Regions from separate parts of the Homo sapiens genome. Here region 1 is linked to region 2. A link is an interaction called in ENCODE POLR2A ChIA-PET data of the cell type or tissue named here. Cell type or tissue: A673. All regions are shown on one strand. Each heading gives the region's core, and the rest is flanking DNA. Links, peaks and the distances in the headings are about the cores only.

Evidence for each region. Peaks named below come from ENCODE experiments on the same cell type or tissue, not always from the same donor. Only the 100,000 strongest peaks of a DNase experiment are listed, where the experiment ranks them.
Region 1: POLR2A ChIA-PET joins it to region 2 with 13 read pairs; 3 of 35 experiments call an interaction of 5 or more read pairs at or near these places.

The regions. Positions count from the first base shown.
Region 1 is chr14:102,553,374-102,564,719 of GRCh38, reverse strand. It overlaps LINC02323 (long intergenic non-protein coding RNA 2323), which reads right to left. Exons shown (of 3, transcript NR_146561.1): 3 at 8,894-10,010. Among named protein-coding and RNA genes, the nearest start is that of LINC02323, 14 kb to the right of the region's middle. RefSeq lists enhancers at 3,883-4,152, 7,874-8,374 and silencers at 6,621-6,821, 9,056-9,475, 9,516-9,585. In A673, for the core only: no CTCF peak of the experiment used is centred there; a DNase peak (open chromatin) is centred at 8,989; H3K4me3 peaks cover 803 bases; H3K27ac peaks cover 922 bases.
Region 2 is chr14:103,008,283-103,019,628 of GRCh38, reverse strand. It overlaps CDC42BPB (CDC42 binding protein kinase beta), which reads left to right. Exons shown (of 37, transcript NM_006035.4): 2 at 7,441-7,532; 3 at 11,074-11,157. Among named protein-coding and RNA genes, the nearest start is that of CDC42BPB, 44 kb to the left of the region's middle. RefSeq lists an enhancer at 10,363-10,657 and a silencer at 10,363-10,657. In A673, for the core only: no CTCF peak of the experiment used is centred there; a DNase peak (open chromatin) is centred at 4,498; H3K27ac peaks cover 1,506 bases.

The DNA.
Region 1 (11,346 bases), core at 1,576-9,575, 460 kb after region 2:
ACCACTGCATTCCAGCCTGGGCGAAAGAGCAAGACTGTTAAAAAAAGGATGGAAGGAAGGAAGGAAGGAAGGAAATCATTATCAGAAGGAAAACTGGAAAACTTACAAAACTCTGGAAATTAAACAACATACATCAAAGAAGAAATAACAAGGGACATTAGAAAATGTTTAGAGACAAATGAAAATAAAAACACACCCAGACATGGTGGCTCATGCCTGTAATCTCAACACTTTGGGAGGCTGAGAGGGGAGGATCACTTGAGGCCAGGAGTTTGAGACTGGCCTGGGCAATGAGGCAAGACCCTATCTCTATAAGAAATAAAGTAAAATAATAAACAACAACATAGGCGGGGTGCGGTGGCTCATGTGTGTAATCCCAGCACTTTGGGAGGCCAAGGCAAGCGGATTACAAGGTCAGGAGATCCAGACCATCCTGGTCAACATGGTGAAACTCTCTCTACTAAAAATACAAAATTAGCTGTGCGTGGTAGCACATGCCTGTAGTCTCAGCTATTTGGGAGGCTGAGAGGAAAATCGCTTGAACCTGGGAGGCAGAGGCTGCAGTGAGCCAAGATGATACCAGTGCACTCCAGCCTGGGTGAGATAAAGTGAGACTCCATCTTGAAAAAAGAAAAAAAGAAAACAAATAACTTGATTGAGAAATGGACCAAAAACCTTAACAGATTTCTCAAGAAAAGATACACAGGTGGGCATACAAGCAAACAAAAAGACGTTCCACATTATATGTCATCAGGGAAATGCAAATTAAAACAACTGTAACACCACACACCTATTAGAGTGGCCAAAATTCAGAACATTGACAACACCAAATGCTGACAAGGAAGTGGAGCAACAGGAACTCTCATTCCCTGCTGGTGGGAATGCAAAATGGTCCAGCCACTCTTGAAGACAGTTTGGCAGTTTCTTACAGAACTAAACATACTCTCACTGGGCACGGTGGCTCACGCCTGTAATCCCAGCACTTTGGGAGGCCAAGGCAGGCAGATCACGAGCTCAGGAGTTTGAGACCAGCCTGACCAACATGGTGAAACCGTGTCTCTACTAAAAATACAAAAATTAGCCAGGTCTAGTGGCCGGCACCTGTAATCCCAGCTACTCATGAGGCTGAGGCAGGAGAATTGCTTGAACCTGGGAGGCGGAGGTTGCAGGGAGCCAAGATCACACCACCGCCCTCCAGCCAGGGTGACAGAGCAAGACTCCGTCTCAAAATAAACAAACAAACAAACAAACAAAAAACTAAACATACTCTTACCATGTAGTCTAGCAACGGTGCTCCTTGGTATTCACCCAAAGGAGTGAAATATTTATGTTCACACAACCAAAGCACGTCTATTCATAACTGCCAAAACCTGGAAGCAACCAAGATGTCCTTTAGTAGTCAAATAGAGAAATAACTCTAGGCCAGGTGCGGTGGCTTATGCCTGTAATCCCAGCACTTTGGGAGGCCGAGGCGGGTGGATCACTTGAGCTCAGGAGTTTGAGACCAGCCTGGCCAACATGGCGAAACCCCATCTCTGCTAAAAATACAAAAATTAGCCAGATGTGGGGGCGCACCCCTGTAGTCCCAGCTACTCAGGAGGCTGAGGCAGGAGGATCGCTTGAACCCAGGAGGCGGAGGTTGCAGTGAGCCATGATTGTGCCACTGCACTCCAGCCTGGGCGACAGAGCGAGACTCCGTCTCAAAAACAAAACAAAACAAAACAAAAACTATTCTGCATAAAACCCTAATGGTGGAGACAAGTCATTATACATTCGCCCGAACGCGTGAAGCATCCGGCAGGAAGAGGGAACCCTCATGGAAACCCTGGACTTCCGGTGATGATGTGGCCCTGTAGGTTCCTCAGTTGTAACAAATGTGCGGCTCCAGCGGGGGATGTTGATTGTGAGGGAGGCTGTGCATGTGTGGGGGCAGAGGTACATGGGAACTCTCTGTACCTTCTGCTTAATTTGGCCGTGAACCTCAGGCAGCTCTGAAAAAAAAAGCTTTCTTTTTTTTTTGAGACGGAGTCTCACTCTGTCCCCAGGCTGGTGCAATCTGGGCTCACTACAAACTCCGCCTCCCGGGTTCACACTATTCTCCCGCCTCAGCCTCCCAAATAGCTGGGACTACAGGCACCCGCCACCACGCCTGGATAATTTTTTGTATTTTGGTAGAGACGGGGTTTCACCATGTTAGCCAGGATGGTCTTGATCTCCTGACCTTGTGATCCACCCGCCTCGGCCTACCAAAGTGCTGGGATTACAGGCGTGAACCACCGCGCCCAGCCAGCTTTCTTTTTCTTTGAGACGGAGTCTCGCTCTGTCTCTAGGCTGGAGTGCAGTGGTGGGCTCTTGGCTCACTGCAACCTCCAACTCCCTGGTTCAAGCAATTCTCCTTCCTCAGCCTCCTGAGTAGCTGGGATTACAGGCATGCACCACCACGCCCGGATAATTTTTGTACTTTTAGTAGAGACGGGGTTTCATCATGTTGGCCAGGATGTTCTGGATCTCCTGACCTCGTGATCGGCCCGCCTCGGCCTCCCAAAGTGCTGGGATTACAGGCACAAACAACTGCACCCAGCCAATAAAAGCTATTTTTAAAAAGTTTTGCTAAGTGAAAGAAGTCAGTCACAAAAGGCGACGTCATATGGTTTCATTTATATGAAATGTCCAGAACACGCAAACCCATAGAGATGGAAAGTGTGTGAGTGGTTGCCAGGGGCTGGGCAGAGCAGGTAAATGGAGAGTGGTTACTAATGGGTACATGGTGTGTTTGGAGGGTGATTAAAATGTTCTTTTTTTTTTTTTTTTTTTTCTGAGACAGAGTCTCACTCTGTCGCCCAGGCTGGAGTGCCGTGGTGCAATCTCGGCTCACTGCAACCTCTGCCTCCTGGGTTCAAGCGATTCTCCTGCCTCAGCCTCCAGAGTAGCTGGGATTACAGGCGCCCTCCACCATGCCCAGCTAATTTTTGTATTTTTAGTAGAGGGGGGTTTCACCATGTTGCCCAGGCTGGTCTCAAACTCCTGACTTCAGGTGATCTGCCCGCCTTGGCCTCCCAAAGTGCTAGGATTACAGGCGTGAGCCACCGCGCCCGGCCTCGAAAATGTTCTAAAATTGATTGTGGTGATGGTTGCACAACTCTGCGAATATACCATCCACCACAGAGAGCTGCACGCTTTAAAATGAATTGTGTGATATGTGAATTAGATCTCAATAAAGCTGTTTTATCTCAAAAAATCTACAGGTTGGCCGGGTGCGGTGGCTCATGCCTGTAATCCCAACACTTTGGGAGGCCGAGGCGGGTGGATCACTTGAGGTCAGGAGTTCGAGACCAGCCTGGCCAATATGATGAAACCCCATCTCTACTAAAAGTACAAAAATTAGCCAGGTTTGGTGGTGCACGCCTGTAATCCCAGCTACTTGGGAGGCTGAGGCAAGAGAATAACTTGAACCTGGGGAGTGGGGGTTGCAGTGAGCTGAGATAGCACCACTGTGCTCCAGCCTTAGCAATTGAGCGATACTCTGCCTCAACAAGAACAAAAAAAAGTCTGTAGGAAATTATAAAAAAAGAGACTGGAGTTGTTTGTTACCACCACATATCCTAGCCCATCCTGCCTCACCTCACTCAGGGAAGAGGAAGAGACTTGCCCAGACCACGTGACTAGTGAGCAGCAAGGCTGGGTGTCCACCCCGGCTGCAGTGCCCCTGTCGTGGAGTGGGGACACTGGCCCTGGTGGGCCTGGGTCTGGGGTGCCTCCTTGGCTGGGGTTCTGGCGTCTGAGTGAGCTCCTGCATGAGCCGCTGGGGCATCTCCTCTACTGCACCTGGCCCCCTGCCTCCCAGAGGGCAGCTGTGGCTTCCTGGAGACATTGCTCAGCAGCTGGTGTGCAGGGCACAGCTGAATCCCCAAATAAAACCGCAGCCACCCCCAATGAGTTCCTAACTCGTCCAAAGACATAGAGCCAGCTTCCCCTTGGGGTCCGGCCTGGGGCAAGGCCCTTCTGGAGGTCATCTCAGCCAATCTCCTAGGTGACTCCAGTCGGAGTACAGGCCTCAGTCAGCCACGCATCCTGTGCCTGCTTGCTGCAGTCCTGGGCTGGGTGCAGTCCTGGGTGCTGGGACCCACAGCGAGGGCTGCAGCTCACACCGGTGTCTCACTCTCCACCAGATGCTCCGGCCCAGCCCCCAAGCTATCTGACTGCACCCAACCTAGCTCCAAAACTTCAGTGAAAGACTGAAGCTTCTTAGTCAGGCATTTAGGGCCTTGCGGGCTGGTTTTCGCCAGCCTCTCCTATCTCTTCTCCCACCACCCATGTGCCTTGGACTCTGGAGAAGGGAGAGTGACCCCAGCCTGTTCCTGGAACAGGCCCTGCCCCATCCCATCCTCTTGTTGGCTCACTGTGTTCCCTCCTCTGGAACACCTTTCCCCCGCATGGCTAGTTTGTCCCAGTCTCCAAATCCCTGAGGCTGGACAATGGGGAGCCAGGGTTGGGGAAGCTGAGAGACCCCTGGCTCTGTCTCCACTGGGGGAGGGTGTGTGGCAGTCGAGGTGGTGACCAAGGTGCAGTGCTAGTCAGAGCGAACCCAGCTGAGCACCAGCCGCGAGCCAGGGGATTGCCAAGGACTTCCCACGGCTGAAGCTATCCACTGCCACGGAGCCGACATCTCGTGGCAAGCAGCTTGCTCAGGGTCACTGAGTGAGAAGGCGGCACGGCAGGGACTGCGACCAGGACCCCAGAGCTGTCCTGTGAATCTTGGTGCCGCTTTCCCTCCAACTGAGGCAGCCACCCTGGCTTCTGCCCCATTACTTACCAGCACAGGGCCTCTGTTTCCCCATGCACAATGGGACTGAAGAACCTAAAGTTTTTTCCTACTTAGACACTCCCAAGTTACATTATCCCACAAATACCCCAGGCCCGCTCACTCGGAGCCAGCCCCAGCCTTCGTGTAGGAATTTATTTTATTTTATTTTTGAGACGGAGTCTCACTCTGTCTCTCAGGCTGAAGTGCAGTGGCTCAATCTTGGCTCACTGCAACCTCCACCTCCCGGGTTCAAGCGATTCTCCTGCCTCAGCCTCCTGAGTAGCTGGATTACAGGCACATGACACCATGCTCAGCTAACTTTTTGTGTTTTTAGTAGAGAGGGGGTTTCACCATGTTGGCCAGGATGGTCTCGATCTCTTGACCTCGTGATCTGCTCGTCTCAGCCTCCCAAAGTGCTGGGATTACAGGCGTGAGCCACTGCGCCTGGCCTCGTGTAGGAATTTAAAGCTGAAGGAGGCGACATGTGAACCTAGAGGTGAAGAACAATTTGCCAGGCATGTGAGGGTGGGAAGGGTGTTCCAAGCACTAGGAACAGGATATGCCTAGGCAGGGGAGAGACCAGTGTCAGCACAGTCCCCAGCCCTCAGGACCCTGCAGTGGGGAGAGACAAGCTCACTCCCTGTCCTCCTGGGCCACTTAAGAAGCAGGCAGGGCTGGGTACGGTGGCTCACGCCTGTAATCCCAGCACTTTGGGAGGCCGAGGCGGGCGGATCACGAGGTCAGGAGATCGAGACTATCCTGGCTAACATGCTGAAACCCCGTCTCTACTAAAAATACAAAAAAAAAAAAACTAGCCCAGCGTGGTGGCGGGCGCCTGTAGTCCCAGCTACTCAGGAGGCTGAGGCAGGAGAATGGCGTGAACCCAGGAGGCGGAGCTTGCAGTGAGCCGAGATCGCGCCACTGCACTCCAGACTGGGTGACAGAGCGAGACTCCATCTCAAAAAAAAAAAAAAAAAAAAAGAAGCAGGCAGTGGGTGGGGAGCCAGGGTGAGGCTGGCAGGGCAGCCTTCCTCATGACCTGCCACTGAGGTCTTGAGCCCCTGTGACCCAGAGAGTTGGGTTAGCCTTGGCCCAGAGGCCCAGAGAGGGCAAGACACCCTGGAGCCACTCAACAGGCAGGGCCCTGAGGGTGCAGGCCCAGCTCACAGCCATCTCTGTCCTCCCGGCCCTGATGGCCTGTTTCCAGAGGCCGCCACAGAACATGCCTGCTGCCTGAGGCTTGGGTATATAAGTGAGGGCCTCCTGGCTGCCTGATATACTCCGCTGTGATCACACAGTGAAGTTCCATAGTCCATTCTCATTCCCTTCATGCCTCGACTGCCAGGAAACTCATAGCTAAGTTTTTGGGGTTTTTTTTTAATACGGGGCCTCACTCTGTCACTCAGGCTGGAGTGCAGTGGTGCAATCACTGCTCACTGCAGCCTCGACCTCGGGCGTAAGCGATCCTTCCACCTCAGGCTCCCTGGTAGGTAGCTGGGACCACAGGCTAATTTGTTTATTTTATTTTATTTTTATTTTTTGTAGACACAGGGTTTCACTCTGTTGCCCAGGCTGGTCTAGAACTCCTGAACTCAAGGGAGCCTTCTGTCTTGGCCTCCCAAAGTGCTGGTATTTCAGGTGTGAGCCACCATGGCTGACCACAGCTATGTCTGATGCCTGATTACTAATCATTAATGTCCTAGAATTGGGTAAATGCCTATCTCCCACTAATCTTGGTTGTTCAAAATTATCTATGTCTATTCTTACAAATTGATTGTTTCTGAATTTCTGTAGACTGCATCTTTCTGGAAGACTGAGAGGTATGAATCACAAATTATACGTAAGGCAAACCCAGCATATTCCTGGGACCTGTGTGAACAAGTCTTGGGCCTGTTTATTATGGCCGGGCAGGAGACCCCGCCACGCCCTTCTGTGCTCCTGCTGTCTAGAGGCTGAGCCCTACAGCCCAGGTCCTGACTGCACTCAATGCAGCCTCCCTTTCAGGTGGGCTCATCTTCCCGCAGCTGCCAAAGGTCAGGGCCCCTTTGCCCAGGCTGTGTCCCTACCTGAATGCCCTTCTACCCCTTCCAGTCTAGCTCGGTCTGGGCTGCAGGCTCGGCTGGAGGGCACTCTAACCACAACCCCCAGGTGACCAGGGTGCTCCCTCCATCCTCGTGTGAATGGGGTGGTCAGGCCATATCGTGGGCATTTCCTGAGCTTCCACAGAAGCAATGCCAAGGTTTGGTCTTCCACCTCAAAGCTGGGCCCCGCACACGTGATGTGAGTCCAGGGGTTCACAGAGAGGCTGGCCCTAGTGAGAGTGGGGCTGGGGGCCCTAGGGCTACCCCTGATGGGGAGGGGAACTCCCATCCCTGGGAGAGGGGCATGAGGATCTCTGAGCATGGAGGACCACACACATCTCTTCATTGTGTGGCCCTCCCTGCCTCCCGGCACCCACATCCATGAGCTGGGTGATCCCTGCGGTTTGTTGATTGGCTGACTGATCCTTGGCAGGGCTGACACCGATGCCCCCCACGGCTGGGCAGGGGATGCTGGGACCAATAGAGGTCCCCATGGTGTCACAGGCAGCTCCTTAGACACTCCAAGCGAGTTCAGGTGCCAAGGTACCAAGGAAAAAGGAGACAGCAGGCCGAGAGACCAGAATCTGGGGGGCCTGAAGGCTACCAGGGAGAGGGGAGGCTTCAGGGCAGGAGGACGCCCACTGTCTGACAGGTTTTATCCACACCATGTCCCAGCTGCAGCGGACAAGGTCCTGTCTCCTGGCAAGAGAAAGCAGGCTCAGAGTGGCAGGCTTTACCTCAGGACACCGCAGGGAGGGCACTACACCTGGGGCCGGTCCTAGCACTCTCAGTGAACCCGTCAAGTCAACCAGTCTGTCCCCTGAGGGGTGGGCTGGACCAGCGGAGCCATCCAGACTCCCCACTCCTCTGCCTTTTTTGTTGTTGTTTTGGAGACAGTCTCGCTCTGTCACCCAGGCTAGAGTGCAATGGCATAATCTTGGCTCATTGCAACCTCCGCCTCCTGGGTTTGAGCAATTCTCCTGCCTCAGCCTCCCGAGTAGCTGGGATTACAGGTGCAAACCACCATGCCTGGCTAATTTTTGCATTTTTAGTAGAGATGGGGTTTTACCATGTTGGCCAGGCTGATCTTGAGCCCCTGACCTCAAGTGATCCACCTGCCTTGGCCTCCCAAAGTGCTGGGATTACAGGTGTGAGCCACCGTGCCCGGCCAAGCAATGTCCCTTCCACCTCACCCCATCCCCACTGGTCAGAACTGCAGGGAAACCCAGTCTCTGGCAGTGTGGTGGTTCTGACCAGTGGAGGTGGGGTGGTGAGGGGCGCCGGGGCCAGCAGCTGTTGAGAAGCCACTGACCCTATGCCTGCGACACGCCTGGTGGGCCCAGTCCTGGGTCCATGGGCTCTGGGGGGCAGAGATCAGGCCCAATCCTCCTTGGGCCCCACTGCACCCTAGAGCAGCTGATGGTGACTGAGACGAGGCCTTGGAGATCCTAGGCTGGGAGGGCCCAGGTTGGACCTGCCAGGTTCGCTGTCCTCAGCCAGGCCAGGTGTAGGGCTAACCACAGCACTGGCGGGATCATGGCCCTGCCCCACTGCCCAGCCCAAGCTGGGAGCAGGCAACCTGGGCCTGGACAGGTGCGGGTCACCCACCCTCACCCTCACCTCAGCCTCAGCCTCCTCCTCCAGATGCCAGATGCTGGAGGCGGAGGCGGCCCCTCACAACTCCTCAGGCCCCTCCGGGACGCTGTGGGTTTTTTTTTTTTTTTCTTTTTTTTGAGACGGAGTCTCCCTCTGTCGCCCAGGCTGGAGTGCAGTGGCACGATCTCGGCTCACTGACCTTAGCCTCCCGGGTCCAAGCAATTCTCCTATCTCAGCCTACCGAGTAGCTGGGATTACAGGCGCCGGCCACCACGTCCAGCTAATTTTTGTATTTTTAGTAGAGACGGGGTTTCACCAAATTGGTAAGGCTGGTCTCGAACTCCTGACCTCAGGTGATCCACCTGCCTCGGCCTCCCAAAGTGCTGGGATTACAGGCGTGAGCCACCGCGCCTTGCCCTGTGGGGTTTTTTATTTTGGCAGAGGGAGGAGATTTAAGGAAAGAACAACCCGGCTATAAGCCCGAGGGGCTGCTGTGACCCCGCCCCCGTTGTCCACATAAGGAAAATGAGGTCCCGGGAGAGCGGACCAGCACCAGGTCTTCCAGAGAAGCTTCCCTGGGGTCTCCGCGCTGGCGGGGTCTCTCCGCCGCCTCCCCCGCCGCCGGGTCTTTGTCTCGCGGTCACTACGGCTGCGCTTCCGCGCTCTCGCGGCCGCCGGCGGGGCTTTTCCCGGGGGAGCGAGGGCCAGGCCCGGCGTGGGTGGGCGCGGAGGCAGGGGCCGCGGCCTGGACGCCAATGTCAGCGCGAGGGTCGCCCCCGGGACCCGTAGGGCGGGACCGGCCTAGGCCTCCCGCAGGCTCTGCCGTCACCTTCAGGTCGGAGCACGGGGTCCCCTCCCGGCAAATGGGCGCGGAGGAAAGCGAAACGGCCTCGGCGCCGTCCTGCTGTTCCCCACGGGGCGGGGGCAGGACCCGGAAGCCTGGCGCCCCCCGCCCCCCGAGTCTGCGGCCCCACCGGCCCCCACCGGCCGATCGTCCTGGGGGGTCCGAGCCTTTCTGCTGCGGCCCCGCCGGGCACGTGGATGCGAGTCCACGCGGTTGGGGAGGTCGCTGGAAACGGGGCGCAGCAGGTGCTGGTTGCCTGGGAGCGACTGTCGGTGTTCTGAACACAACGTGGCGGCCCGGGTTGAGTCGATTCATTCATCTAACGCCCAGGAGCCAGTCCATGGCAAGCCTGGGCTGGCGCTGGCCTGGGCGCGACAAGACCCAAAGCGAGGTGGCCTCGCCCCAGCCAAGTGGCTGCCCCAGTGACTACCCGGTCCCGGATTTAAGCAGAGCTCAGCCGGGATCTGAAGATGTAGGAGGCCACCAGGAAGGGCACTGAGCGCTGAGGGAACGTCCTGGACAAAGGCCCAGAGGTTCGAAGTCTGCGGCCTTTCACCAGCTGAAAGAAAAGCTCATCGCAGGAGTGAGGGGCCAGAAGACAAGTCCCAGAGAGGGAAGGGGCTGGGACCTGTGCGCAAGTACTGCGCTTGGGCTGCGACCTGTGCAATCCCATAGGGTCCTGAGCCTAGAAGAGACCACACTTGGTTTTAATATGCTGCTGTTGCCATCTTGAAATTCTTAATAATTTTTTAACAAGAGTCCCTGTAGTTTCTTTCTCTCTCTTTCCTTCCTTCCTTTCTTCCTTTTTTTTTTTTTTTTTTTTTTTTTGTGAGACAGAGTTTCGCTCTTGTCCCCCAGGCTGGAGTGCAATGGCATGCTATGATCTCGGCTCAACTGCAACCTCCGACTCCTGGGTTCAAGTGATTCTCCTGCCTCAGCCTCCCAAGTAGCTGGGATTACAGGCATGTGCCACCACACCCGACTAAATTTGTATTTTTAGTAGAGACGGGGGTTTCTCCATATTGGTCAGGCTGGTCTCGAACTCCCGACCTCAGGTGATCCACCCATCTTGGCCTCCCAAAGTGCTGGGATTACAGGCATGAGCCACCGTGCCTGGCCCGTAGTTTCATTTTACAGTAGCCTGCCCTATAAGGAGCATGGCAGAGCCAAGGGAGAGTTTGTTATGTTTTTTTTTAAACACTGATAAAAATATACATAGCAAAATTTACCATTATAGTTTTTTTTTTCTTTTTTTTTTTGAGACAGTCTCGCTCTGTCGCCCAGGCTGGAACACAGTGGCATAAACTTGGTTTACTTTGCAACCTCTGCCTCCCAGTTTCAAGCAATTCTCGTGTTTCAGCCTCCCAAGTAGCTGAGATTACAGGCGTGCGCCACCACGCATGGCTAACTTTTGTATTTTTAGTAGAGACAGGGTTTCACCATGTTGGCCAGGCTGATATTGAACTCCTGACCTCAGGTGATCCACCCACCTTGGCCTCCCAAAGTGTTGGGATTACAGACAGGCATGAGCCACCACACCTGGCCAGCATTCCTTTTAAATAATATACCACATTCAATTAAAAAAAAAAATTAGCCAGGTGTGCCCGAGGTGGGAAGATCACTTGAGCCCAAGAGGTTTAGGCTGTAGTTACCTGTGATCTCTCCACTGTACTCCAGCCTGGGCGACAGAGTGGGACCCTGTATCAAAATTAAATAAACAAACAAAGATAACACATTAGTTTATTCCTTTACCAGTTGATGGATAATTGGGTTGTTTCTAGTTTGGGACAATTGTGCATAAAACAGCTGGCATTTAAAAAAATAAGGAAGACAGCCGGGTGTGGTGGCTCATGCCTGTAATCCCAACACTTTGGGAGGCCGAAGCGGGCAGATCACGAGGTCAGGAGTTCGAGACTAGCCTGACCAACATGGTGAAACCCTTTCTCTACTAAAAATAGAAAAACTAGCCGGGCATGGTGCTGTGTGCCTGTAATCCCAGCTACTCAGGAGGCTGAGGCAGG
Region 2 (11,346 bases), core at 1,014-9,013:
CCTGTGTAGAGAAGGCCGCCCTTTGGTGATGACTCCTCGTGAATGTCAGTTGCCACATGCCATAGACACAGGCAGCTGTGCTGAAGGAGTCCTGTCAGCGTGGCAGGTCCAGGGGAGCAGCGATCAACCCTGCCTTAGAGCCTGGTGAGGAAGACGGGCAGGAAGAGGTGGCTTTGTGCTGGGTGAGGGCTACGGGCTCTTCAGGAGAAGTCTGAGATGATGCCCAGGTGCCATGGCTGACGCTGTGGGTGATGGTGTGGGCAATGCAAGGCGTGGTGGACAGTAGCCTCCCAGTTGCTGCAACTTGGAGCCTTGTGAGTGCTGGCTGGTTAGCCTGGCCCAGCTTCTGAGCTGCAGGGCGGCCGTGTCTCTAGGGCCTTAGCATATTTCAGGATGGCCAGGTGTGGTAGCCCACCCCTGTAATTCCATCACTTTGGGAGGCCAAGGCGGGAGGATCACTTGAGCCCAGGAGTTCTAGACCAGCCTGGACAATACAGCAAGACCCCGTCTCTAAAAAAGAATTAGCTGGCATGGGAGCATGCCTGTGGTCCCAGCTACTGGGGAGGCCAAGGTGGGAAGATCCCCTGAGCCTGGGAAGTGGAGGCTGCAGTGAGCTGTGATCACTCCACTGCACTCCAGCCTGGTCGACAGAGCAAAACCCTGTCTCAAAAACAAACAAACCAAAAAACCGAATGGCCTGCATCCTCCCTGGAAGCTGTGTCTGTCTCTAGTTGCCTCACAACAGGCTGGTTCTCCCACTTCTCACGCCTCACCTCTCCCCATCCCCATGGAAGCTGGTGGTTTCGAAGTGATCACTTTTTGAAAATATAAAACAGCAGTAGGGTCCTGTAAGAAAAATCAATTTTTTGAGATGGTCTCTTCACGATTTCAGACTGTAGCACTAACTACGTGATGTAATTGGATTCCGTTGCCCCAGGCCCTACTCCCCTCCTCACCCCAACCTGCTGCTCTCCTGGCCTCTCCTGCTTTGGTGTGTAGCACCCCATTCATCAAGCTGCTGTGGCTAGAAACCTAGTGCACATCCTGGAATCTTCTTTGCTCATCCCATGCCACAATCCACTCTAGTTCCAACACTATCGATGCGACTTCCTCCTCTGTTCCAGGACCACTGTCCCATTCATTTCTAAGCCACCATTGTTATCTTAATGGGGCGGTGGTGGCTGTATCCAGTGGGCCCTCCCTCCTTGCCCCTCTAAGTTTTCCAAATAGCAACAAATGAACTTCTAAAAGTATTTTTAAAACATTTTTGAAATAGTTTGAAACTTCAGAAAAGTTGCAAATAACAGAAGAACTCTCCTCCCCCAGCTGTTTGCCATTGAATACTTTACCACAGGGATCCCCAACCCCCAGGCCACGGACAGCTCCATGGTCTGTTAGGAACCAGACTCCACGGCAGGAGATGAGTGAGCATTCCCACCTGAGCTCTACCTCCGGTCAGATCAGCGTGGCATTAGATTCTCATAGGAGCACGAACCCTATTGTGAACTGTGTATTTGAGGGATCTATGTTGCATGCTGCTTATGAGAGTCCAGTGCCTGATGATCCAGGGTGGGACAGTTTCATCCCAAAACCATCACCTCACCTCCTCCACCCCCCTACGGGTCTGTGGAAAAATTGTCTTCCATGAAAGTGGCCCCTGGTGCCAAAAAGGTTGGGACCACTGCTTTAGCATGTATTTCCTGCAGACAGGGATATTCTACATAACCACGGTGTAACCAACACAATCAGGAATGTAGCATTGATACATTGCTGTATCTAACCTTCAGATTCCACTGAAGCATTGCGGATTTTCTGGTACTCTGCTCTGTAGCAGAAGGAAGGGTTTGCTGCAGAGCCACACACACCATGACCTTGTTCCTTTCTGTGTGATCAGTTCTGTGTCTTTCCTTGACTTTCATGACCTCGACACTGCTGAAGGTTTCAGGCTGACAGTTTGGAGACTGTTCTTCAGTTTAGGTTTGCCTGGTGTTTCCCGGTGGTTGGATTTGGGTTGTGGATCTTTGCAGGAAAATCACAGAAGTGAGGCTATGGTTTCCCCCTCGTGTCCTGTGGGATGTGCGGTTGCGTCTCATCACGTAACTGATGCTGGCCGCTCTGATTGCTTGATTTCAGGTGATGTCTGCCTGACTTCACTGTAAAGTCACCATTTTCCCTGCGTAATTGATAGGTATTTTGTTTGGATGTACTTTGAAACTATATAAATATCCCATTTTTCATCAGATTTTTAAATTTTATATGTTAATATCAGTGTGGACTCCTGATTTCCTGGTGTTTTTTGTTTTTGTTTTGAGACAAGTTCTCACTGTTGTCCAGCCTGGAGTGCAGTGGTGCAAACACAGCTCACTGCAGCCTCCACCTCCCGGGCTCCAGCGATCTCTCGCCTCCACCTTGAGAGGAGCTAGAACCACAGGTGTGTGCCGCTACACCCTGGTTCATGATTTTATTTTTTGTAGAGATAGAGTCTTGTCATGTTGCCCAGGCTGGTCTTGAACTCCTGGGCTCAAGCAGTCCTCTTGCCTCAGCCTCCCAAAGTGCTGGGATTCCAGGCATGAGCCACCGCACCCAGCCCTGTTTTATTGAATAGATTATGATCTGTGACTGCTTGTGTTCATTTTGAGCACACTCTCACTTCTGGGCACCGGCTGCTGCAGGCTCACCTTGCGGTTTCCTGACCCAGCTCTGGAGCTGCCTGAGGAGCCCTGTCCTATGTTGGAGAATGGTCTTTAGAGACCATGGTCCACACTGGGTGTGCTTGTAGCTGAACTGCTGCTGCTTCCGGATACTCTTCGGTAGACAGAGCTAGGACTCTGTATGTTCACACCCATATATGGCTGTGTTTATCCCTGTATCTGTCTGTCTATATTGAAGCTGCAAGTTCATACCAATAACCCAATTCTATCCCAGTGTTGTACGGTTTATTCTCGTTTTCTTCCTTATCTATAACTCCTCACTTGGACAGTGAGGAACCCAGCCCCATCATCCTGAATGTTGCTTATCTGATCAGTCCTCCTGTAGGTAACAAGAGGACCACCCTCCCTCACCTGGTTCCCTCCCCTCACCTGGTTCCCTCCCCTCACCTGGTTCCCTCCCCTCACCTGGTTCCCTCCCCTCACCTGGTTCCCTCCCCTCACCTGCTTCACCGGCACTGATGTCCTCCTCACTCCACCCCACACCCCAGCCAATCCTGGGGAGCTCTGACCCCCCCACTCCCTGTTGAGCTCTGCCTGAAGCAGGTGCTGGAGGGAGACTACAAGGCTGGGAGGCGGGAGGACGACTTGCAGCTTCCTGCCCGCTCCCTCCTAGAGTGACACCCTAGCAGTACCATCCTGGCAGCGAAGTTCCTTCTGGCAGTCGGCCACTGGTGCCAGTTTGGAGTTTTCCCCACGCCAGCAGAACAGCCCTGCCACAGTCACCTCAGAGAGCCCAGCGTCAGCTGGCTGCACTCCTTCCAGTCACTGGGGACCCAGCCTGTGGGGCTGCCTTTGAGCTCAGAGACCCAGTGCCGGCCAGCAGCACCCCATCCTCAGGGGTCTGAGTTTCAGTTTTACAGGGCCCTTTGTCCAGGTTTCTAAGTTTTAAAAATTCCAGCCTCGGCCGGGCGCAGTGGCTCACGCCTGTAATCCCAGCACTTTGGGAGGTCGAGGTGGGCGGATCACGAGGTCAGGAGATCGAGACCATCCTGGGTAACATAGTGAAACCCTGTCTCTACTAAAAAAAAAAAAAATACAAAAATTAGCTGGGTGTGGTGGCACGTGCCTGTAATCCCGGCTACTCGGGAGGCTGAAGCAGGAGAATCGCTTGAACCCAGGAGGCGGAGGTTGCAGTGAGCTGAGATTGTTACTGCACTCCAGCCTGGCAACAAAGCTAGACTCTGTCTCAAATAAAAATTCCAGCCTCTTCTTTAATTTCCTGATCCTAATGGCAGAAGGTGCTTCCTGCATTTGCCACCTCCATGTGGTATTTCCATCTTAGTAACCTAGTTGGCAGTTATTCATGTTAAATGTTCTGTCCCCTGCTCTCAGTACCTGTGTGGTTAGCAGGGTGCTCTGCTACTGTGATGCGGCTTTCCTTTCTAGTTGTAGCTAATGCGGTCTTAATTATGTTTATTGTTTCTGTTTTTGAAATGGAGTTTTGCTCTTGTTGCCCAGGCTGGAGTGCAGTGGCGAGATCTTGGCTCACTGCAGCCTCTGCCTCCAGGGTTCAAGCGATTCTCCTGCCTCAGCCTCCTGAGTAGCTGGGATTACAGCCGCGTGTCACCATGCCCAGCCTAATTATTTTTATACACCAGTACAAAATTGTTAGTGTTCTCGGAGCAGTTTGAAAATATTTGGTATTTCTGAGAAATAATGTTTTTCTTAGGCTTTTCCTTCTGGGCCCTTTTCTCCTTTGCCCTCTGATTTGGGAACTTGCTCCTGCCTGCACACAGGTCCCCTGCTGCTTTGCTTTTGTGGTTTTGCCTCTCCAAGCCTTCACCCCAGGCTTGCCTCGAAGTTCCTCCCACTTCCAGCCTGGCCACCATCATCTGTGTCTGCCCGCTTTAGGGAAATGTGTACACAACTATTAAACTACGTAATTAACAAAATGTGTTTTATCAAAAGAGTAGGGGGAAACTTGACAAGGAAGCCCGGGTGACTTGAGAGTAATTAATGTGGAAAGAAAAGAGAGGACGTTCCGGGCACAGCCTTGGTGCGAACTGCTTCCTGCGTCTCATCTGTCTTTGTCTTCACTGTTTTTTGTTTTGTTTTGTTTTTCAGATAGAGTGTCACTCTGTCGCCCAGGCTGGAGTGCAGCTCAAGGGTTTTCTTCAGCCTGGCCTTTCTTTCTTTTTTAATAACTCAGGACTCATTTGTTCTGTTTCCTGATCTCTGCTGATGTGTATTTGCTGTGATGGGGGCCATTGTTCATAACTCACTGTCTCCCAGGCCCCTGGAACCTTCTGTGGCTCTTGCAGTTGTGGTGATCGAACCTCAGTGGTGTTGAGCAACTATTAAAGGAGAAAAAACCCACAGGATTAGTCAGATTAATAATATGGAACTCAGTCAGAAGCCCAGGAAGTGTCAGATCGCATGTGTTTTGGAGCTAATTGTAGCCACTCCTGCAGTGGTAAGAAATAGGACAGAGAGGGCCCTGTGCACTTCACTCAGTTCCCCCAGAGGCACCTTTCATAAAACTGTAGTGATAGATAATTTGAAAAAGAACCAGATAGAACAAAAAAAAACCTAGCATAAAACATGCAGATTTGGGCTTGAAGGTGAAAATAGAGACAGGTGCAAGAGAGACAATTGACTGCACGGATGCCAGACTGGCAGGATACATGGCGGGCACGAGCTGGTCTGGAGTCAGACAGTGTGGGCTCCAGTCCTGGCCTTGCCTTGTGCTCTGTGTTCCTGGGAAGAGTTGACCTGACCTCTCTCTAGGAGCTTTTTTTTTTTTTTTTTTTTTGAGACGGAGTCTCGCTGTGTCGCCCAGGCTAGAGTGCAGTGGCACGATCTCGGCTTACTGCAAGCTCCACCTCCCAGGTTCACGCCATTCTCCTGCCTCAGCCTCGCGAGTAACTGGGACCGCAGGCGCCCGCCACCACGCCCAGCTAAATTTTTTGTATTTTTAGTAGAGACAGGGTTTCACCGTGTTAGCCAGGATGGTCTTGATCTCCTGACCTCGTGATCCGCCCGCCTCGGCCTCCCAAAGTGCCGGGATTACAGGTGTGAGCCACTGCGCCTGGCCTCTAGGAGCTTCTTGTGGGGGATGTAACCAGTTGCCACAAAGTGGGGGGCTTAAACAACAGATATTTATCTCACAGCTCTGGAGGCCAGAAGTCCAGAGGCAGGGCGTCAGCCAGGCCATGTCCCTCGCAGGCTCCGGGGAACGCTCAGCTTCTGGGGGTGCTGGCAATGCTTGGCGCTCCTTGTGTGCGGCCGCATCACTCTCGCCTCTGCCTCCATCCCCACTTGGCTCTTTTTACCTCTGTCTGAGTCTGACTTCTCTCCTTTTAGAAGGACACCAGTCTTGTTGGACTTAGGGCCTACCCTATTCCAGCAGGTGCCATTATTTTCACTTGGTTACGTCTGTAAGGACCGTTTCCAAATGAGGTTACAGTCACAGGTTCTGAGCAGACATGAGTTTTGCTGGGGACACTATCCAGCCCAGTACAGTGCCCACAGAAACCTGGCTGAGTTTTCTCATCTGTGAAGTGTGGATAATAACAGAATTAGTCTCAGAGAGTCCGCGTGAGGAGGCCGGGAAGAGCAGTGTAAGGTGCCTGACTGGTGGACATTACTGTTACAGACGCCACAGGACCTATTCGGGACCGCCATGGGTGTCCAGGGAGACTCCAGCACTTGTGTTGCCTTGGAGAATGTCTTGTGTTCCCTGAGCTGCCCCGTGGCTCCTGCGTGCAGGCAGGTGGAGCTCAGCTCTCACTCACCTCACGCACTTGTGTCCTGTACGTGGGCTTTGGGCACCCATCAGTTGCTCTCTCGATAGGTGTTCACCTATTGGCTTTGACTAGGAGACTTTTGTGTGATGATGTTTGCTATGATAGATACTGAAGTATACTGTTGTGTGTTGCATAACGATGGGGATACCTCCTGAGAAATGCATGGTTAGGTGGTTTTTGTCATTGTGCGAACATGACAACAGCACGTCACAGACTCAGATGGCAAAACCTACTCCACACCTAGGCCATGTGGCACAACCTACTGCTCCTGGGTTACACACCTGTGCAGCGTGCGACAGTTCCGAACACTGTAGGCAGCTGTAGCACAGTGGTTTTTGTGTGTCTATTTTTATTTATTTATTTTTCTGAGATGGAGTCTTGCTTTGTTGCCCAGACTGGAGTGCAGTGGCACGATCTTGGCTCATTGTAACCTCCGGCGCCTAGGTTCAAACGATTCTCTTGTGTCAGCCTCCTGAGTAGCTGAGATTACAGTCACCCGCCACAACATCCGGCTAATTTTTGTATTTTTAGTAGAGACGAGATTTCACCATGTTGGTCTGACTGGTTTCGAACTCTTGACCTCAGGTGATCCTCCTGCCTCAGCCTCGTAAGGTGCTGGGATTACAGCCATGAGCCACCGCGCCTGGCCATATTTATGTATCTAAACATAGGAAAGATTTGGTAAAAATACAGTAGTATAAATCTTGTGGGATCACTGTTCTGTATGTGGTCCGTCGTCGGCTGCAACAGTGTTACCCAGTGCGTGGCTGCAACAGTGTTACCCAGTGCGTGGCTGCAGTTGCTCAGGATCCACATCTGTGTCCATTGGTATAAGTGCTCACTTTCCAAAACATGTCAGATATTAAATATTTTCAAACAAACTTTTTTAAAAGTATAACTTAGTGCAACACCCCACTCAATTAAATTTTTATATAGTATGAACTGATTAGACTAAATTGTTGGTTTTACTGTTTTACTTGTAGCTAAACCATTTACACAGCTGGTGAAAGAAATGCAGCTTCATCGAGAAGACTTTGAAATAATTAAAGTAATTGGAAGAGGTGCTTTTGGTGAGGTAAGATAAACTTCATTTTGTTAACTTTGCCTAAATTGCCAAAACATCAGCAGCTTCCATTTCACCTTTTTGTGCACCTATACATTGGTTTGGGGATGAGGTAATTAGTATTATTTGGAGAGTTTGTTTTTTCCTCTCTCTCTTTCTAAGATGAGGTCTCACCATGTTGCCCAGGCTGGCTTTGAACTCCTGGGCTCAAGTGATCTCCCCGCCTCGGCCTCCCAAGGAGCTGGGGAGAAAATCTGAAAGATAGAATGAAGAGAAAGGAGACTCGAAAGCTTCTGACTGACCTGGGAGATTGTTGGGACCAAAAATAGTTTCTTCAGATGTAGTTTTTTTTGTTTTTGTTTTTGAGATGGACGTCTTGCACTGTCACCCAGGCTGGAGTGCAGTGGCGCGATCTTGGCTAACGGCAACCTTTGCCTTCTGGGTTCAAGCTATCCTCATGCCTCAGCCTTCCGAGTAGCTGGGACTACAGGTGCTGACACTGTGCCTAGCTAATTTTTGTATTTTTTGTAGAGATGAGGTTTTGCCATGTTGGCCAGGCTGGTCTCAAACTCCTGGCCTCAAGTGATCCACCTGCCCAGATGCCCCGCCCAGCCTCCCAAAGTGCTGGGATTACAGGTGTGAGTCACCACGCCCAGCCTTCTGACGTAGTTTCTAAAACTCCATTTGTTAATTGAATTTTGACTTCTTGGCATTTTCTAAAAAACACAGAGAGGGTCGAATAGCAGCTGTTTTCATGCTCTGTACTTGCTTGCTGTTGACACACGCGGTGTGGCTCTGGGTCCGGTTGGCTTTGCCTAGGGGAGGAGGGCCAGTCATGCAGGTGCAGCTGGAGAGGCTCACCAGGTCCCTTGTATGGGGCTGGGAGCCCTGCCCCAGGAGGCCCGTGGCACGGTGTGGCCTCGCCTTCCAGGCCATCTCCACAGACCTGCCTCGGCCTTGCAGAACAGTTCTGCCAAGACCAAGGGAGAGGTCAGGCTCCCTCAGCGGCCGCGGTACCGCCTCGGGTGGTTTGACAGTGAGTCACCGGAAGAGCTTTGCTGCTGCTTTTTTTGTTTTTTGAGATGGAGTCTCGCTGTGTCACCCAGGCTGGAGTGCAGTGGTGCGATCTCCGCTCACTGCAAGCTCTGCCTCCTGGCTTCATGCCATTCTCCTGCCTCAGCCTCCCGAGTAGCTGGGACCACAGGTGCCCGCCACCAGGCCAGCTAATTTTTTGTATTTTTAGTAGAGATGGGGTTTCACCGTGTTAGCCAGGATGGTCTTGATCTCCTGACCTCGTGATCCGCCCATCTCAGCCTCCCAAAGTGCTGGGATTACAGGCGTGAGCCACCGCGCCTGGCCAAGTTTTGCTTCTTAAACTGTGCAGTGCCTTAGCACCTATGCTGAGGTTTGATCTAAGCTCTCCTTGGCTGGGGAACTGTGCCTTTTGGTTCACTGAGGAAAAATCAAACAAGGAAACGCCCTGTGTCACATCCCAGCAGCAGGTGTGCTCTGCCCACAGCAAACCTACTGGACACCACTACAAAGCGAGATGGCCTTTGCTGTGCAGGGCGTGCATTTTCCAGTGTGCAGACGTGAAAGAAGGCAAATCAGTACTTTAGGGAAATAGCCCCCCTCTCGCAGCACCATCCCCATGAGTGAGTCTCACCAGAGGGATAGGGGAGGAGAGCAGCCCCTGCAAGGCTCGTCCCATCGTGCCCGGAGCTCCCAGTTTATCTCAGTACAGACCCTGGATCCAGGCCTCACCAGCCAAAGTCAATTTACCACAGGCCAGGATGGGACAGAGAGTTTGTTTATTTTGTTTGAGATAGGGTCTTGCTCTGTCGCCCAGGCTGGAGTGTGCTGGCATGATCACAGCTCACTGCAGCCTCCACCACCCAGGCTCAGGTGACCCTTCTTCCTCAGCCTCCTGAGTAGTTGTGACTACAGGCATGTGCCACCACGCCCGGCTAATTTTTTTTATTATTTGTAGAAATGGGGTGTCACTATGTTGCCCAGACTGATCTTGAACTCCTGGGCTCAAGCAACCCTCCCGCCCCAGCCTCCCAAGTAGCTGGGACCACAGGCATGCACCACTGTACCTGGCTAGTTGTTTTCTTTTTTTCTTTTTAGTAGAGACAGGGATCTTGCTATGTTGCCCAGGCTAGTCTCAAACTCCTGGGCACAAGTGATTGTCCTGCCTCCACCTTCAAGAGTGCTGGGATTATAGGCATGAGCCACTGTACCTAGTTGAGAAAGCCTTTTAAAAGTAAAAACAGATTGCATTAAGTGATTGCCTGTCTGTCTGCTACCAAGCATTGAGCTGTGCCAGGCATGGGGGCTTTGGAGGTGAGCAGGGCCCAGGCCACACAGAGCCCTTCAGCCATGGCAGGACTTTCCAGAATGCATTTAGGAGGGAGGGAGAGGCACACCAGGGCAGAGAGACGACCAAGGGAAATGAAGGAATGAGAGAGAAAATTGTTTTAACAGAATGGTTTACGGTTATTTTTAGTACTCTTTTTTGCCAAAAACTTAATGCAAAACTCAGTTTTGTGTGAGTTTCAAAGAAGATAACATTGATCGCTTTTTGAGCTCCTCTGATTGAAGGGAGCCTGTCCTTTCCATGCGGCCTTTGCTTCTTGGATTCCCTCCTTGGTCTTGTTCCCTTGGAGCCTCAGAGTCCATATCTGTACAAGATGGATTTTAGAAATCCCCCGCAGCTGGGGTCGCTGTGAGGGTGAAGTGGGGGTGCGGATGCGCGGCTCAACACCGTCTCTGGCACGCAGAATGTGCCTGGTGAATGGCAGCTCTCACAGTGACTCTACGATGTGACTGTGTGGTATTTGATGTTAGAAACAGGCAGGTAGATGATACTGCCATTTAAGACCTCTTCAGGCCATGGCTGCTGCAGGCACGGGGACATGCTGGCTGCTTGCCATTGGCAGCCAGAAGGTATGGAAGCCGCTGTCACTGCCAGTGAGTAGCTTACAGGAAGTGCTGAGTTGGAGACTTGGGCCCGTGTGTGAGTGACTTACGTAGGGTGGAATGCACCAGACAATGGTGCAGACATCTTGACGGGTGTTGGTAGTGATGGCAGAGCTTATTCAAGATTTGGTAGAAACTGGAAAGTCCAAGAGGACTTCCTGAAGGAGGTGGCACTTGAATTGTTCTTTAAAGAATGTGGCTGGTGGCCGCGCGCTGAGTGCTGACTGTGCCCCACAGTGTGCTGGGCACATTAACTGTCAGTGCTCATGGGTCCTCATAGGTGTCTCAGGAGTCCGGTCCTGCCATTAACCTCCTGTAGTGGTGGAACCCGAGCCATAAAGGGGTGAATTTGCAGGAGTGAAACTCCGGAGCCCACGTGGCCGGTCCCTTTCTCTGTGAAGAAAAGGTTCTTGATGCAGGAACTGGCACATGCTAGGTGGGAAACTTGGCTTTCGGTCACTGCTGGTTTCACAGGCTCCTGGGCTGTTAGGATTTCACTACAGTTTAGCTCCAGCGTGCTAGCCTTTTGTTCAAGAACCGCATCTTTGTTCAACTCACATTTGCACTGCAGGTTGCTGTTGTCAAAATGAAGAATACTGAACGAATTTATGCAATGAAAATCCTCAACAAGTGGGAGATGCTGAAAAGAGCAGAGGTAAGTATGGAGCTTGAAAAGCCATACAAATGGGGCTTGGGGTGAGCAGAAAGTGACTGTGAAGCCAGCTGGGGAAAAGCTGCAGCCACCCCACAGCCCTGGGCCTCCCTGCCCCCCGGACAGAGCGAGCACTCTCTTTTGAGGAGGTCTCAGTCTCCTCCCTGGCGCCTGCTGCTCCCCGCCTCAGCG